Linked DNA regions of Homo sapiens: all the other regions are linked to region 2. The links are chromatin loops, found by intact Hi-C in ENCODE. Cell type or tissue: heart right ventricle. All regions are shown on one strand. Each heading gives the region's core, and the rest is flanking DNA. Links, peaks and the distances in the headings are about the cores only.

Evidence for each region. A loop is a pair of places that touch in the nucleus more often than their neighbours do. Peaks named below come from ENCODE experiments on the same cell type or tissue, not always from the same donor. Only the 100,000 strongest peaks of a DNase experiment are listed, where the experiment ranks them.
Region 1: it touches region 2 in a loop (3-fold over the local background); 18 of 110 quality-filtered maps call a loop at or near these places.
Region 3: a loop joins it to region 2, with 2.5 times the contacts of the local background. A loop is called at or near these places in 10 of 110 quality-filtered maps.

Annotation. Positions count from the first base shown.
Region 1 is chr1:182,871,742-182,878,235 of GRCh38, reverse strand. It overlaps DHX9 (DExH-box helicase 9), which reads right to left. Exons shown (of 28, transcript NM_001357.5): 15 at 5,743-5,899; 16 at 3,282-3,382; 17 at 1,973-2,186; 18 at 1,695-1,789; 19 at 1,333-1,406; 20 at 63-215. Among named protein-coding and RNA genes, the nearest start is that of DHX9-AS1, 35 kb to the right of the region's middle. In heart right ventricle, for the core only: no CTCF peak of the experiment used is centred there; no DNase peak of the experiment used is centred there.
Region 2 is chr1:183,129,388-183,131,887 of GRCh38, reverse strand. It overlaps LAMC1 (laminin subunit gamma 1), which reads right to left. Exons shown (of 28, transcript NM_002293.4): 19 at 1,339-1,544; 20 at 510-589. Among named protein-coding and RNA genes, the nearest start is that of LAMC1-AS1, 11 kb to the left of the region's middle. In heart right ventricle, for the core only: no CTCF peak of the experiment used is centred there; a DNase peak (open chromatin) is centred at 1,367.
Region 3 is chr1:182,861,851-182,868,344 of GRCh38, reverse strand. It overlaps DHX9 (DExH-box helicase 9), which reads right to left. Exons shown (of 28, transcript NM_001357.5): 13 at 1,760-1,901; 14 at 1,302-1,384. Among named protein-coding and RNA genes, the nearest start is that of DHX9-AS1, 26 kb to the right of the region's middle. In heart right ventricle, for the core only: no CTCF peak of the experiment used is centred there; no DNase peak of the experiment used is centred there.

The DNA.
Region 1 (6,494 bases), core at 2,176-4,675, 260 kb after region 2:
ACATCTGTCCCTACAGAGAACAGAACAAAAATCCCTTACTAAAGGTCAAGAATGGGTCTTACCTCTCAAAACGAGCTCGGCTGCACAGGTGAAAGCAGAATCCAGGCCGTACTCGGCCAGCTCGCCCTTTCCGTTGCTCAAGGTTTGTTTTTGATGCCCATACGGTAGCATAGTTGGTCATATTGTTGTGAGCAGTGAAGAGTTTCACTTTCTGCCTACATAGGAAAAAGTGGTTAATTCTAAGACTCATGTGTATTATCAATAACTATTATATATCCACTAAGTAGTGAATGCTTTCCACTATGTAGTTAAAGCCATACCTACTTGTGATGTCTATTCATGAATGGCACAAGTAAGAATCAGCAATCTGACTGCAAACTCCTAGTTGTCAACCTACTAAAAGGCAATGTAACATCCACTTGCCACTTATCAGCTGAACTGCCTTGGCCAAACTTTGCATGCCATTATCTACCTTATAGTTTTTTTGGTAAACATTAAATAAATTAACAAATGCAAAGCATTTAAATGGAATATGGCACATACACAAAAGAAAGTAATTATTTAAGTCATCTCTATTCCAAAGTTTAGTGTAACTTTTAGGATATCTGTATCTAGTGATGCCTGTGTGGTCCATTTGAACCCCCAAGTAACCTCAGATTCCTTCAATGTTACATACAGAGACAGCTGCCACTAAATGACTGGGATTGGCACAGAATGCTATTCATCATTTCCTAAAATGGATGTTGGCAGCAAATTGTTTTCATTGTCAGGACAGACTAAGGAATTATAAAGAGAAGTCATGGGGTACAAGTTGGCCAGATATAACCAAGTTTCAACTTTTTTGTCCTTTCAATTTATCAATTACCATGTAATTCCTGTATCTACACAGAATGTCTCCTGGTATATTTTTCCAGGCTCATCTCATACCAAAATGAAGACCCTTAATCCTTAAAGGAGTGTCCTTCAAGGTAGGATATTTGTCATGTGCTAAACACTGGTCATCTTTATTCATCAAACAGCATGCTATAGTATGGCAGTGATCAATGGAAACACCCAATGGGAAATAAGTGAGACACCAGCAGCCAAGAGCAATGAGAAGTAATCATCAGTTACAGTTTCAAGCTTTGTCACTTTCTACCGTAACTGATTTGCAGTAATCAACAATAATTACTCTTAATTATCAATTACCTATAATGCTATATAGATGCACAATAATTTTGGAGATTTAAGAACACAGGAGTTTAAAAATAAGGTGTTTTTGATTCTGTTAACTGGTAAGAAGTTTCCAGTTAGTAACACTGGAGCAGACAAATAGGTTTCCCAGTAACTTACTTGCAGGAGTCAATGACATAAACAACATCGTTTATGGTAATGCTTGTTTCAGCAATATTTGTGGACAAAATAACCTGTGAAGAAAGAAAAATTACACTCCAGAAAATATTCTTATTAGTTACTTAAAAGGACTGATTTGCTTATGTATGTAACAAATGACAAGAAAATTACAGAAGTCCTAAAAAGATCACCCAATAACTGATTAATGAACAACAATCTACTAAGCTCAGAAAGAGAAGACTCCTTTTTTCTTCCTCAATTTAGATGGGTTACAATTTTTTGGGTAGCTCTTTGAAAGCCTGTAACATTTGTTTAGTATCTACGTCACTTCCAATCCCATCACTCTAATGTTTAATATTTACCTTGGTTACTCCAACTGGTACTGGATCAAACACTTTGCGCTGTTCCTCTCGAGGAATCTGAGAATGCAGGGGTAGAATCTGATACCGATGGCTTCCTATATAACAATAAAGAACAATCAGGGACTAAAAACAGGAGCTGGTTTCAAACAGCTCTCCATTATACATATTTTTATTCGAAAGTAGAAACAATACAAAATTTTGTTTTCACATACTGGCTAAGGCACTAGCAAAAACATTCATTTTCACTCTCAAATATGTGAGAATTCAAAGACTCATACCAAAATGTGGATTCATTTCCAAATGCTTCTGCATAGTATAAATCAGATTCCAGCCAGGCAAAAAAACCAACACAGCTCCAGGAACATTAAGGGTTTCAATGTACTTAAGTAGAGCCTCGATGAGTTCAAAAGGAGTTTCCTTTTCGTTCAATTGAGACATGCTCAACCTTGTTTCTGGACCATATTCATCACCACAGATCAAGTTGCAATTTGCCTGTAAAAAACAGGGAGACATATTTTTGGATTGTCTCAGTTACTCATGAGGTAAGTCTTCTAGATTTCTTCTAGTGACTCTAATTACTTGTAATGTCATTATTTATTCTAGTTGACTAGTCACACACTATAGAATACAGAAGAAATTTAATTTCCAAAAATGTAGAGCTTACATCAATATACTGAACTTTTCCACTAATTAGTATTTCTCACAGGATAGGACTAAAATTCAAACACAAACTTAAATTTGACTCAAAACTCTCATGGAGCCTTCTGAGTATATTTCTTTGTATTATTGAAATAATGTATTTTCCAAAAAGTTTACATTTGAATCAATGATAAAGCAAGTTGAGAAACAGTTGTTGCAATTGGTCTTTTTCTAAATTTTCTAATCTGCTGTTCATTTACATCTTCAGATCTTTTGATTAAAAAGATATAATCTTAGGTTTTCTAGCAAATTCTGCATTGCTGGCTGTCTCAGTCTGTATTTCCAGATAATCCATTTCTATACTATCGTCGTCCAACTCTCAAGCACTACAAAGTCTTTTCTTTCCTGTTTCTCCTAGGAAATCCCTCATTGCTCCCTGATTTAATACTCTGTCCACCTGATAATGTCATCACCGGTCTCCTGTAGCTAAAGCTATAGCTGCTGTTTCTTAAACTTTATTGTATATACAGATCACCTGAGGATCTTGTTAAACTGTAGATTCTGACTCAGTAGATCTAGGGTGGGGCACAGCATTCTGTCTTTCTACCAGTTTCCCAGATGCTGCAGCCTACTGAAAAACTTTGAGTAGCAAAACCTTATACAACAGCATTGTCCCTAACCATGCCTGGCCTTTAAACATCGCATTCTTTCTTCTTTTTCCTTTGATCTTTACGCCAGAGATAATTTAACTTGTGATAGAAAACAGCTTGTCACTGAACCTGGAATTTTTTTGCAGTAAAATACATCAATTAATCCAAAGGCAGACATTACAGTCAGTTTTTAAGAAAGTTTGCTGTAATGCTAATACATTGCATGTTACATTAACTCATTTTTTTCTCTGCATTGACAATTTGCCCATAATGGAAATTCTTCATGAAATTCACTTACATCATCATCCTCACCACCATCATCATCCTTATCCTTCTTCTTTTTGTCTTTTGGTGGAGGAACAAAGTGGGTCATCTGAATGCAGTCTTCCAGAAAATATTCTGCCAGGGACAATCCAGTCAGGTTAAGTACTATCAACTTTCACAATGGAGCAGACCTAAATTCATTTGCTAATTCATAGTTCAAAACTACTTTAATACCCCTCTAGTCTGATTCTTCACAAATGCCAAAAAGTTCCAGTAGCAATAACCTTATTTTCCTAATCAAACTCAGTGTTTCCCTCTCTTAGACCTTGAAGGAGGGTGAGGTGTCTTTTATACATGTTCCCAGAGCCAGTTGGGGTATCCTCTGTGTATAACATTCAATCAAACATTTATCTATACACTTCCATTGTGTGGGAGTTATACATGGAAAGAAGTAACTTCAATACAATATACCACAGTCCATCCTTCCTCTATCAGTATGCACACACAAAATGGCTTCTGGTCAATCTGAAGAAGGATCTCAATGCAAGGACTGGAAGATCTGTTGATCAATTATGCCCAAGATTCTCAGATGGCCCCAGAATGTCTTTATAATCAAAACACCCTCTATATCCAAAAACTCCCAAAGTGCCAGTCTCATCACATCATATTAAGGGCATATCCTATCAATATGACTTACTCCTCATGATGTTAAAACTTGATCACCTGTGGTAGTGCCTGCCAAATTTCTCCACTGTAAAGTTACTCATTTTCCCTTCTTCCCACACTGTAGTCTTCAGAAGTTATTAAACACAGCCCACTCAGGGGTTAGGTAGTGTAGGCCCACTTGTTTGAAAAATGGGGAGACCATTTACATAAATTATTTGAAATTCTTTTGTAAGAGGCACTTGTCACTATTCTTTTTATTAAACCACTTATTTACATATCAGTATAGACACACAAATATTTTGTATTTTGGTAATCTAATACCATGTTATTTTTTTTCCTCAAACTGTTCCAGCTTTGGCCATTGGGAACTCTTTCAGGTTGGCTCCTGTGTCCCTTTATCCCCATCGTTATGGGCTTCTTTTAGGCACCTCCTTACTTTAAGGGACAAGATGTTCCAGGCTCATTTTTGTATATTGTTTCATCCTAGAAGCAGCCATTTCTCCAGGAATATCTGGCTCCTTTAGTTGGAGAATGGCATTAAAAACAAAATCTGAATGTGGGGCATATCCCTATCTACTGGGTGTCACTGCTTCTACTCCCACTCAGCACAGAGCTAGAAAAAAATATGTATACTAACACATGTATCCACACCTATCTATAATTATTTCTATACCTATCCATTTGTACCTCCATTTAGCTAAACACACGTTCGTACTGATCTCTTTGAGTATAATCCAGTAACATACGGTTTGTTCTAGCAATCCCACTTATCCTTAACTTCTCTTCCTAGTAGTAAGAAACTGAGCTCCCACCACTTGCCATCCATTTACTTGTATGGCATTTCCAGTACACATGTACAGCAGTTTCAGAATTAACCTGTACCCCAGTGAATTATACTGGCTTAGCATGCTGGCATAGCCATAACATCACTTCGTATCTGTCTACACTGTTTCTCTCTTATTTTCATGCCCTCAATTAGAATGTACCATAATTCTTTTTTTTCCCCCACAGCTACCAGATGACTATCCTAGAAAACTGTGGTAACAACTCCTAAAGACAGTAAAGAAGGCTGGGCGCAGTGGCTCTAGACTGTAATCCCAGCACTTTGGGAGGCTGAGGCAGGCTGACTGCTTGAGTCCATGAGTTTGAGAGCAGCTTGGGCAACAGGGTGAGACCTTGTCTCTACAAAATATACAAAAATTAGCCAGGCGTGGTGTTGTGCGCCTGTAGTCCCAGGTACTCAGGAAGCTGAGATGGGAGGACTGGTTGAGCCTGGGAGCCAGAGGTTGCAGTGAGCCAAGTGAGTGCACCACTACACTCCAGTCTGGGTGACAGAGTGAGACCTTGTCTTAGAAAAACAAAAAGATACTAAAGAACTCTCACTTATCAGAAATACATAACCTTGATACACTTCCTTTAATCTTAATTCAAAATCTAGTTGCTCAGGCTCTAAAAAGGATTCTTAATTTGATCCTGGCTGCTTAAACTTTTAACAGTAATTCCCATAATTACCTATACACCACAGTGATTTCCCTTTGACTATACTTTATAATTTTTAAAAGTTTGGCTTTATAAGTAAAGGCCTGGAAACTTACTGCATATGCAAACTACTCAAGTAGTAAATGAAACCTGGTCTCACTTCTCAGACTGTACTCACTACTGTATAAAATAACAGAAGAGAAACTCCTCAAAAATGCTATGATACATTTGATACTATAATTTGTCCTGTATTTTAAGTATTCTTTAAATTGTAACTCCAATCTCCAGGATTAAGAAAATACAAACCCTATTGCACAAAAGATGTTCCTATACCACCCCCACAATATTACCTTGAACTGGGTAAGTCCTCCCATAAACTTCAATGATGGGGCAATTGAAGAAATATTCACAAAACATGCTGGTATCAATAGTAGCAGACATAAGAACAATGCGAACTTCAGGATAAGCCTGAACAACATCACGCAGTACTACCAAAAGGAAGTCAGTCTATTAAAAAACAAACACAAAATTTTTGAAATTACATTAAGTTTATATAACAAGCTATGCCTAAAAGAGTTATACAGCCATAAGACATCAATTAAATTCAGTTTCTTAGATGACTCACAGAAGTGCCAAGATAAAGGACCACAATGGATCTTTTATCAATTTTTAAGATAACAATAACAATTTTTGAGAACAGTTGTAGCCTAATAGTTGTGATTAGAAATGAGTGCTATTGGCCAGGCCCAGTGGCTCACACCTGTAATCCCAGTATTTTTGGAGGTCAAGGCGGGCAGATAATCTGAGGTCGGGAGTTCGAGACCAGCCTGACCAACATGGAGAAATCCTGTCTCGACTAAAAATACAAAATTAGCCCAGTGTGGTGGCACATGCCTGTAATCCCAGGTACTCAGGAGACTGAGGCAGGATAATCACTTGAACCCAGGAAGGAGAGGCTGCAGTGAGCCGAGCCATGTTGGCCAGGCTGGTCTCAAACTCCTGGCCTCAAGTGATCCACCCGCCTCGGCCGACTATATTTTTAAATTTTACTTACTTTATGGGAATGCATATTTTATGTTGTCTTGGGATTTCCTTTTTTATA
Region 2 (2,500 bases), core at 1-2,500:
AGAATATTTTCCAAAAAAATTATTGGTATACATTTATAAGAGAAAATGTTTATAATTCTTCAGAAAAACTACTTTTAAATTTAATTATTTGAGAGTAATGTACATATAAAATTGTGTATGCCAGCAAGAAATCATTTACCTAGTTAAAAACAAATCCCATGCCTAATCTTTATTAACAACAATCTGCTAGTTTCATTCAGTTACTACAGTCTTAAATAAGTTAAAAATCTAAAAATATTATGGTTTTGAGAAATATAAATATGATTTGTCTTCAAACCATTGTATTCTAATATTCAAAGTGAATATTCTAATGTCAAAGTAAAAGGAAGAAAAGAGTATACACAGCTGATAATATCTTAGAAAAGAGAGCAAAGTGTGCAAAAGTGGGTTATGTAGAAAGTGTTTATGGGTTATGGGATAAGACAATACACACACACACACACACACACACACACACACCCCATAACAGAAGCCACAACTTAACCATTAAACAGGGATCTAGAAGTTACCGTTCAGCAAGCTTTCGAGCCTCTTCTGCCAAAAGAGTCATGTTGTTTGGGTCCCCTGTAGATTCTGGCTGAGTGACTGACTGCACAGGAAATAAAGCACTTATTCTCAAAGGACTGAATTATTTACATTTAATAAAGCAAGAGTCAAAACTAAATTTTTGTTAGAGGGCAAAAAGAATGCCTCTACCTTTTTTTTTTTTTTTTTTGAGATAGTTTCACTCTTGTTGCCCAGGCAGAAGGGCAATGGCACAATTTCAGTTCACCGCAACCTCTGCTTCCTGGGTTCAAGTGGTTCTCCTGCCTTAGCCTCCCAAGTAGCCGGGATTACAGGCATGCACCACCATACCCGGCTAATTTTGTATTTTTAGTAGAGACGGGGTTTCTCCATGTTGGTCAAGCTGGTCTCGAACTCTCGACCTCAGGTGATCCACCCGCCTCGGCCTCCCAAAGTGCTGGGATTACAGGCGTGAGCCACCGCGCCTGGCCCCAAGAATACCTCTTCTTATTTTCAGAGATCTTTATTTAATATCAGCACCCTTGATTGCAGATTCTATTTTCAGTAAAGGATAAAGGAAGATTAAACTGCCTAGTTCCATAGAAGGAACAAAGCTAGAGAAATAACCCAGATGTCCCTTGGTTTTTATCCAGTTTTTAATAACTGTTTCATGCCAACTATGAGCAATGTGGCTTTTCTGCCCCATATTTAGGGACAAATAAAAAGATGCATGGAGTCAATTTAGTTGAAGAAGCACTCCACTGCCAGTAACAGACTTGCTACAAACCCCAGGGGCCTCCCCCATCCCCACCTCAGACGTTTGCAATCACTTACCACATTGGCAGCAGCGACTTTTGCTTTCTCAAGTTCTCTGGATGCGATTTCAATCAACCGCTCTGTGTTCTCTACATGGGCACGCGCTTGTTCAGCCAAGTTTCCAGTCTCTTCAATGGTATTCCGGATATTCTGTAAACGGCTAATTTGGCTGGACAGAGTGTTATTCACTCTCTGTAGGCGATCCATCAAATTCTGGTCAACATCTAAAATGGTTTGCAGAAGAAAGTCTGTAAATTATCTGAAGAGGATCATATCATCTCACATGAAATCTGAGGCCCTATGTATCTCTACTCTTCTAAACATCGCAACTTTCTGCCAGGTTTCCACAAAGCCCCTGCCATAGCTGGACAGCCTTTACCACACCCAGTAGGTCCTTCACTGTGCACTCATCACACCTCCAACCGTGCGTCCATCTGTCCACTTGACTACGAACTCTTTCTTACTCACCACTATATCGCTGGTCTTATGCAGTGGTTGGCAAAGAGAAGACACCCAAGGAATGTTTAATGAAGGTGAGAATGACTGACTTTAATACCAGCACATGCAATTTAGTCATAAATCTACAATGTTGTTAAAAATGCTGCCAGCCCTAAAAGCCGAACATTTTTCAAAACCCAGAAAAAACTAGGTTTAAAACATAAGTTGAAGTATGACAAATTAAACTCATTTTGTATTTTAAACTAAATAGACTCTTTTGCCACCCCCATGTGCCAGCATATCAGTGTAATTTCTTTCAAACTGATCTCTGTTTTTGAATAGTTCTTCAAATTATTCTTTATTAATATGCTCATTCAACTTAAATCTCATACTCAGGTCCTAACAAATCAAAAGATAAATATAAGTCTGTTATTATTAAAACTCTCATGTATCATGAGGTTTTATTAATATATAAAAACCATTAAGTAAATTGACCAATTCATATTTCAGCATCATGCTCGGTGTTGGGGTCTAAATTTTCTAAGGAATGTGGGAAAAAAAAAAAAAGATGAGAAGTCAAAGGTAAGACCAATGAAGATGAATACAGGTTTGGAAAAAACCAACTTGGAACTTGGCTACCAAATGTATGTGCAGAGGTGACATTCTACAAACTCTTGCCTAACTATATATGGTGGTCCTGCTTGGAAGGTTACTCAATTATTTGATAATGTAAAAATTTTTT
Region 3 (6,494 bases), core at 1,870-4,369, 270 kb after region 2:
CTACTGATTTTTGTCACCACAGATCAGATTTGCTTTTTTCTAAAATTTCATATGCATAAAATTATATGGTAGGTATGTCTCCTCTAGCTTCTTTCTTTTAGAATAATGTTTTAAAGTTTATCCATACTGATGGATGAATCAGTACTTTCTTTTTGTTGCTGAGTACTATTCAATTTTATGACTTATGATATTATGAAATATATATTTTGGTCTTTGACCCCCTTTCCTGGCATACAACTCCTAAAACACTTAGAAACTCTGAAGTGATGTCTTGTGTTTGCTAATGATTGACTGAACTTATGGCTGGTAACCCCTGGGTAACTTCAGGATGGGGGATGGGAGAAGAAAAAAGAAAAAAATAAAAACTAGAAATGCTTTGAGTTATGGTTGACAGTTTAAATAAGCATGCTGCCCATGCACTGAAACCTTTGAAAGTCACTATACTACTTAGCTTGGATATCATTTCATATCATTTAATTGCATAGCAAGTTGATTTTACACAGTTTTTTTGTCAAGGACCAAAAGAGGGAGGGGTTGGAAATAAATTCTAGTTTCTTCCTAATTTTTGGCATGATTCTCATTAACATCTGAAAAGATCAGAGCTGAAAACATCTAAAAGGACTCTTAATTATAAACATTATAGGTTGGGCACAATGGCTCATGCCTGTAATCCCAGCATTTTGGGAGGCTAAGGCAGGTGGATCACCTGAGGTCAGGAGTTCGACACCAGCCTGACCATCATGATGAAACCCAGTCTTTACTGAAAATACAAAAATCAGTCGGGCATGGTGGTGGGCACCTGCAGTCCCAGCTACTCAGGAGGCTGAGGCAGGAGAATTGCTTGAAAGCGGGAGGCGGAGGTTGCTGTGAGCTGAGATCGCGCCACTGCACTCCAGCCTGGGTGACAGAGCAAGACTCTGTCTCAAAAAAACAAAACAAAAAACGATTATAAAATCTATCATAAACTTCCAAATCAAAGAAAAACGAATCATAAAAATTCCATCAGCTATTTAGTCATAAACCATTAGTTCAATTGCTGAATTATGCCAGCTAATACTGATTACTGCAGTTATACTTTACAACATAGGTCTTCACCTCCAAAAGGCTTTCTGTAAAGTTTAACAATAAAGAAAAAAAAGATTGAATAATCTCACTAAAAAAAGATTTTCAACATCTTAGTGACTGAAGTTCATGGTTTTGATAATGATAAAAACGGGGGAAAGGGAAAACAAAGACATTCTACTGATTTCTCTTAGAAATAGCAGAATTAAGTACCTTACTGTACCTCTCAAGTTACTTACATTAATATCTCTTTCATGTATTTCATCTACAATTACATGACTGATTCCTCGAATGCCTGCTTCTAATTTTCTCAGGAGCACACCTTGAAAAGAAAAACAATCAATAAACTATAGAAAAGTTCAAAGTAGTAAATCTATGGACAATTATCTATATTTCAACTAAGAGACCCCAGCATCATTTTAGAAAATAATCACATGTACATTTAAACTATTAAAAAGTGATAGTGTACTATGAAATATAGTTTTTTTCACTGATTTTATGATTTCATTTTCTCTAAGCTACAAGATCTAATGGGTATATCATACTTTCCATGAAGGAAAAAACTGCCAAAAGTTTTATTTAAACAAGAAATCTGAGACTGGCTCATTATTTCTTTCCAGTCATTCTGTTCTGCTATCAAGTTTTCTTCACAACCACAATATAAACCCCAAATGAAAAATCAAAATACATTACTGACCTACAGTACAAAACATTATACTGGCATGAGGACGAGGAAGTATAGACTCAAATCGAACGCTGTAGCCACAGCTTTTTCCAGGCTCTTCTCCTCTTTCAAATGCAACTCGCTCTGCCACAGAAACCGCACTGATTCTTCTGGGCTGAGACAGAAAAAAAGAAAAGTGACTTAACAACTACAAAGTTAGATATACTTGTTTATTAGCATTTTTGGATTATTGTAGTAAATCTGTCCTACTGCTAGTTGAATAATTAACAGAAACAATAAATGTACAAAAAATACTATTTGGTTCTACGGCAGACACTTAAAAAATGTTTTTCATTTTGCATATAAAATGATTCTATAATTTGTCATTGCCGCCAACTCTTAAAATAGTATGCAAAGTGATTTTCCAGTAGGAAACAGGGCACAGCATACGTAGGGGGGTTTGTTTTTGTAACCGATCGCCACACTAAAAACAGTTTTAGAAAATTATTTAACTGAGACCTATGGGAATCAGGAAGGTGAACAACTGCCTTCTTTGCCATATGTACTGTGACCACCTTTCTGCTCACTTATTAATTCAGTAATCAAACATTCAATGCACTTTTGCATCAGGTGCCAGAGAAAGGAAACTGAAATCACTGTTTTTGATGAGCTCACATAGCAGGAAAAACTGTGTGTATTGCTATTTCCAACAATCAATCTGCAAAACTCTAAGGGGAATGCTATAGATTAATGTTTAAGTGTTGGATCTTTTTATGAAAACTCTTCTGAAGTGTTCCATGTCTTCTAAGTACAAAAACGATCTTTACTTGGTGGATACTATGAGGACATGCCTAATGTATAGCTACAGAGGTACACGAAGATTTATATACTGCATGCTTTTAAGGTGCCTTGGATTTGATTCTGTCTATAAGTTCCTGATGACAGGCTAGATTTCAGTTCCTTGCTTGTGTATACTATCACCTGGCTCATATTTATCCTGCCCATAAAGATAAAAGATTGAAAGCTACTTTGTTAAACATACTGTGTAGAATTTTGGTAGCTCTTACTGATCACTATCTTCTTTTTACTAAACAATCCTTTTAATAATCTTATTTAGCAATGGATAAGGATTTTTCCACCTATGTCACCATTTTCTTGAATTTCTCTGTATTTCATAGAAATTACCAAAGTTCTGAAGGTTCAACTCCTGTAAGTCAGATCAGCTGTTTAAATATCAACACATTATATATACACGCACTTTCATCCAGAGATTTAATTAGTGAGAATAAAATGAGATACAGACACAGTGCTCTGCACCTCAGTTACCCTGAAAAATAGCGTTACATGAAAGTATGAGCTCTGTATCTGTCCATCAAGAGAATTCTACATACTTGAGTTAAGGAATGTGAAAATGTTATTTCACTAAAGGTACAAAATGTAACCACCAAGTTTTCTGCGTCCTTTCCAAAAGTTGCTTGTATTCTACAACCTATCGTCCCCCTTTTCTACTACTGTCTTCCCTATAGTTTTTCTTTTTTTCTTTTCTAACACTTCTACTAACAGCTGGCTTCTAGAAAGACTTAAAATATTAGGATATTTGACTCTTCTGAGGTGTGTTCACATGCTACTGGTACTCAGAGATTGCTTTGTCACCTTGGGGTTATTTTCAAGTCTACGATCCTTGTGGTTTCCAGATCACTCCTAAACTGAATATGCGCAGGAGATGGTCAGTTTCTCAAGCAGTTATCTATTTTAGTTCTTAACTACCCATAAAACACAAACGTCTTAAATCCCAAGGAAGACATGATAGAGGTTTTAAATACTAATACAGGAGGTGCTAAGAAACCATGATCAGAAGCACTTTTTTGCTGAATTTCTCTAAGTACGACTAGAACATTAATATCATGACAACTATTTCAACAGCAAAGAAATAAATGACCCCGCAATCTCTTTCCCATATTTTATATGCTTCTCTGATTTACCAACTTCCAGTTTCCTCAATAGCCCTTGACTTAAACAAAAAACATTTAAAATACAAGTGTTTTTCATCCCTAGTTGATTTGACTAGAAATCTGTCATTTTTCTTCAGGGGAGTGTGGCAAAATGCACGAAAGTTAAAATATGCATACCCTCTGACCCAACAATTCTATGTCTAGGAATTTAATCCAATTGATCAAAGGCGTATACAAGTATGTTCATCCCAGCACACATATCAAAATATCAGAAAAAATCTTTAAGCCCGGTATGGTAGCTAGCCAGTGAATTCCAACATTTTGGGAGGCCAAGGCAGGAGGAATGCTGGAGGCAACGAGTTCAAGACCAGCCTGGGCAACACAGTGAGACACCATCTCTACAAAAATAAACATCAGTTAGGTCAGGTGATAGAGGCCTCTAGTCCCAGCTACTCAGGAGTCTGAGGCTGGCGGGTTGCTCAGCCCAGGAGTTTGAGGTTGCAGTGAGCAATGATGGTGTGTCCCTGTAATCCCAACAGAGTAAGACCCTGTCTCTCAAGAAACAAGAAATTCCTCTCAGGTTCAAGCGATCCTCCCACCTCAGCCTCCAAAGTACCTGGGACTACCCTGGGGTGCCATCACGCCTAATTAATTTTTGTAGAGATGGAGTTTCGCCATGTTGCCCAGGCTGGTCTTTAACTCCTGCACTCAAATAATCCACCTGTCTTGAACTCTCAAAGTGCTGTAATTACAGGCGTGAGCCACCAAGCCTGGCCTGGGTTTTGGATTTTTAAAAAATTATTCTATTCTTAAAATTTCCCCAAGGTGTATGTATTACTCTTGTAGTACACCAAAAGCAGTAAAAAAAAAAAATCTTCTAATTCTTAATTCTTAGCTCACTAGAAATATTCACAGGACAGGCATTTTGTGTGGGAAAACAATGCCTAACGTGAGCGTATCAATGACTATTTAAACCTTTCTCAGACTGCATGCCACTGTACAGCGTATGAAGATGCTCTACTTATCCCTTAAATAATCTATCACTTTTCCCTTGATCTTCTGTGCTTCAATAATTATTTTATATATTCTGCCACAGTGAATAAATACAAGGCAAGGCTCATAGGTAAAACAAGTTCTATCTATACCTGCACGGCCACTTCTATTATAAGGAATATATACATATTCTATATTACTCAAATATAAATAAGAACCAAGAACACAGAGACATCTAGAAATCGTATTTGTGTAATATAACAGTAAAAACCATGGCAGCAAATATGCCTTATTTATGCTTCAGAATACTAGTAAAATCTTTTCCTGCTGCATTCTAGTAGATTAAAAACACAAGTTCAAAAAGGTTATTTTGCCTAAGGACACATAAATGACTTAAGACTTCAAATTTCCTTTACTCCCAATATAATCCTTTCTCCAATTATTTTACTTTTTATTATTTTAACTATGTTACACTTGGATTACTAAATATGTTAAAAATAAAACAATAACCGACAAAAGTGAGACTAGTTAGAAAGTACCAGTGATGAAAGCAAAGGATAATATTTTTCCAACAGAAAGCTGGAAGAATAGTTCCAACTGTCCTCCAGATATGTGCTTTTAATTTTCATTGCATACATCTGCTTATCTCATTTTCTCTTTAGAATTTTACTACTCTTGCCTGGAGTCCAGCCATAGTAGTAGGTAATTTCAAGTGCTAACCTCTTCCCCACACTTCTGTCTGCTTTAACTGAAGTAGCTCTAATAATATGTACTAAGCAGTCACTGAAATTACTATGTACCAGGTACTGGGTAACTAACACTTTCTATACCATAAGAGGTTGGAGATCTCTCCCAAACTGTTATTTTGTAGTATTCTAGAATCCATACCTTTAATGTACACCTCTTGCCATTTACTCAGAACTACAGCAATTTCTTCCATCTTTCAAAACTGAAGTTCTAAAAGGTCCCAACTTTGCTTTTTCACATCTAAGCGTTATATACACAGTAACATGACTAAGCTGCCACAAAATGTCAAGATTCCTAATGCACTAGATACTACAAAATGTATCAGGCTCCACTATCTCTATCTTCTAAGGTTCTGAATTTATTTTATACAAAGAACCGTTCTTATCCTGAAATGATGGTACTATGGGGTAAGTACAGGATTGATAAAATTACATTAATATGCTTGATTTACATCCTACAATTACAATTCATCTCTTTCAAATAACTTTAAAGGTAGAAGACAACTATTTCCTACTTAAAATTTTCTGCATACAGCCCACAGGTTTTAAGTGGCTTGAGTATGGATAGACCGAAGGATAAAATTCAGTGAGTTTGGTTGAGAATTTACACTAAGGCTGATGTCATGGTTTGAGCTACTCATTCTGTTATACGCCAGTCCATAACTCTAAACTTGTGCTCTGTGAACTGAGATAATACACTTAAAATCAGGAACATAAAAAAACTTTCTAATACTTAACTGATGACTTCATGTGGTTTCCTATAGATGGCTACAAGTGCAAGATAATGGAAAAATGATTCAACAGTGGTAGTACTACAAAAATAACTAATGCTATCTCAGACTGTGCCAAAAGAAGTACAGTATATTAAAAACAAAAATAATAAAAAACTGTATTCTGTAATAACCAATCAGCATGCTCAGGCCTACTTTTCATATTACAGGTAGGTGCTGATGAATTTGAGTGTGTTTAAATCTTAGACTTACTGTACCTTCATGGCTGAACTATAAATGTTTAGTTGAGACTTTCAAACTAAGTACATACTAGGACACAATATAGGTTTTTAAAATTTTGAAGACT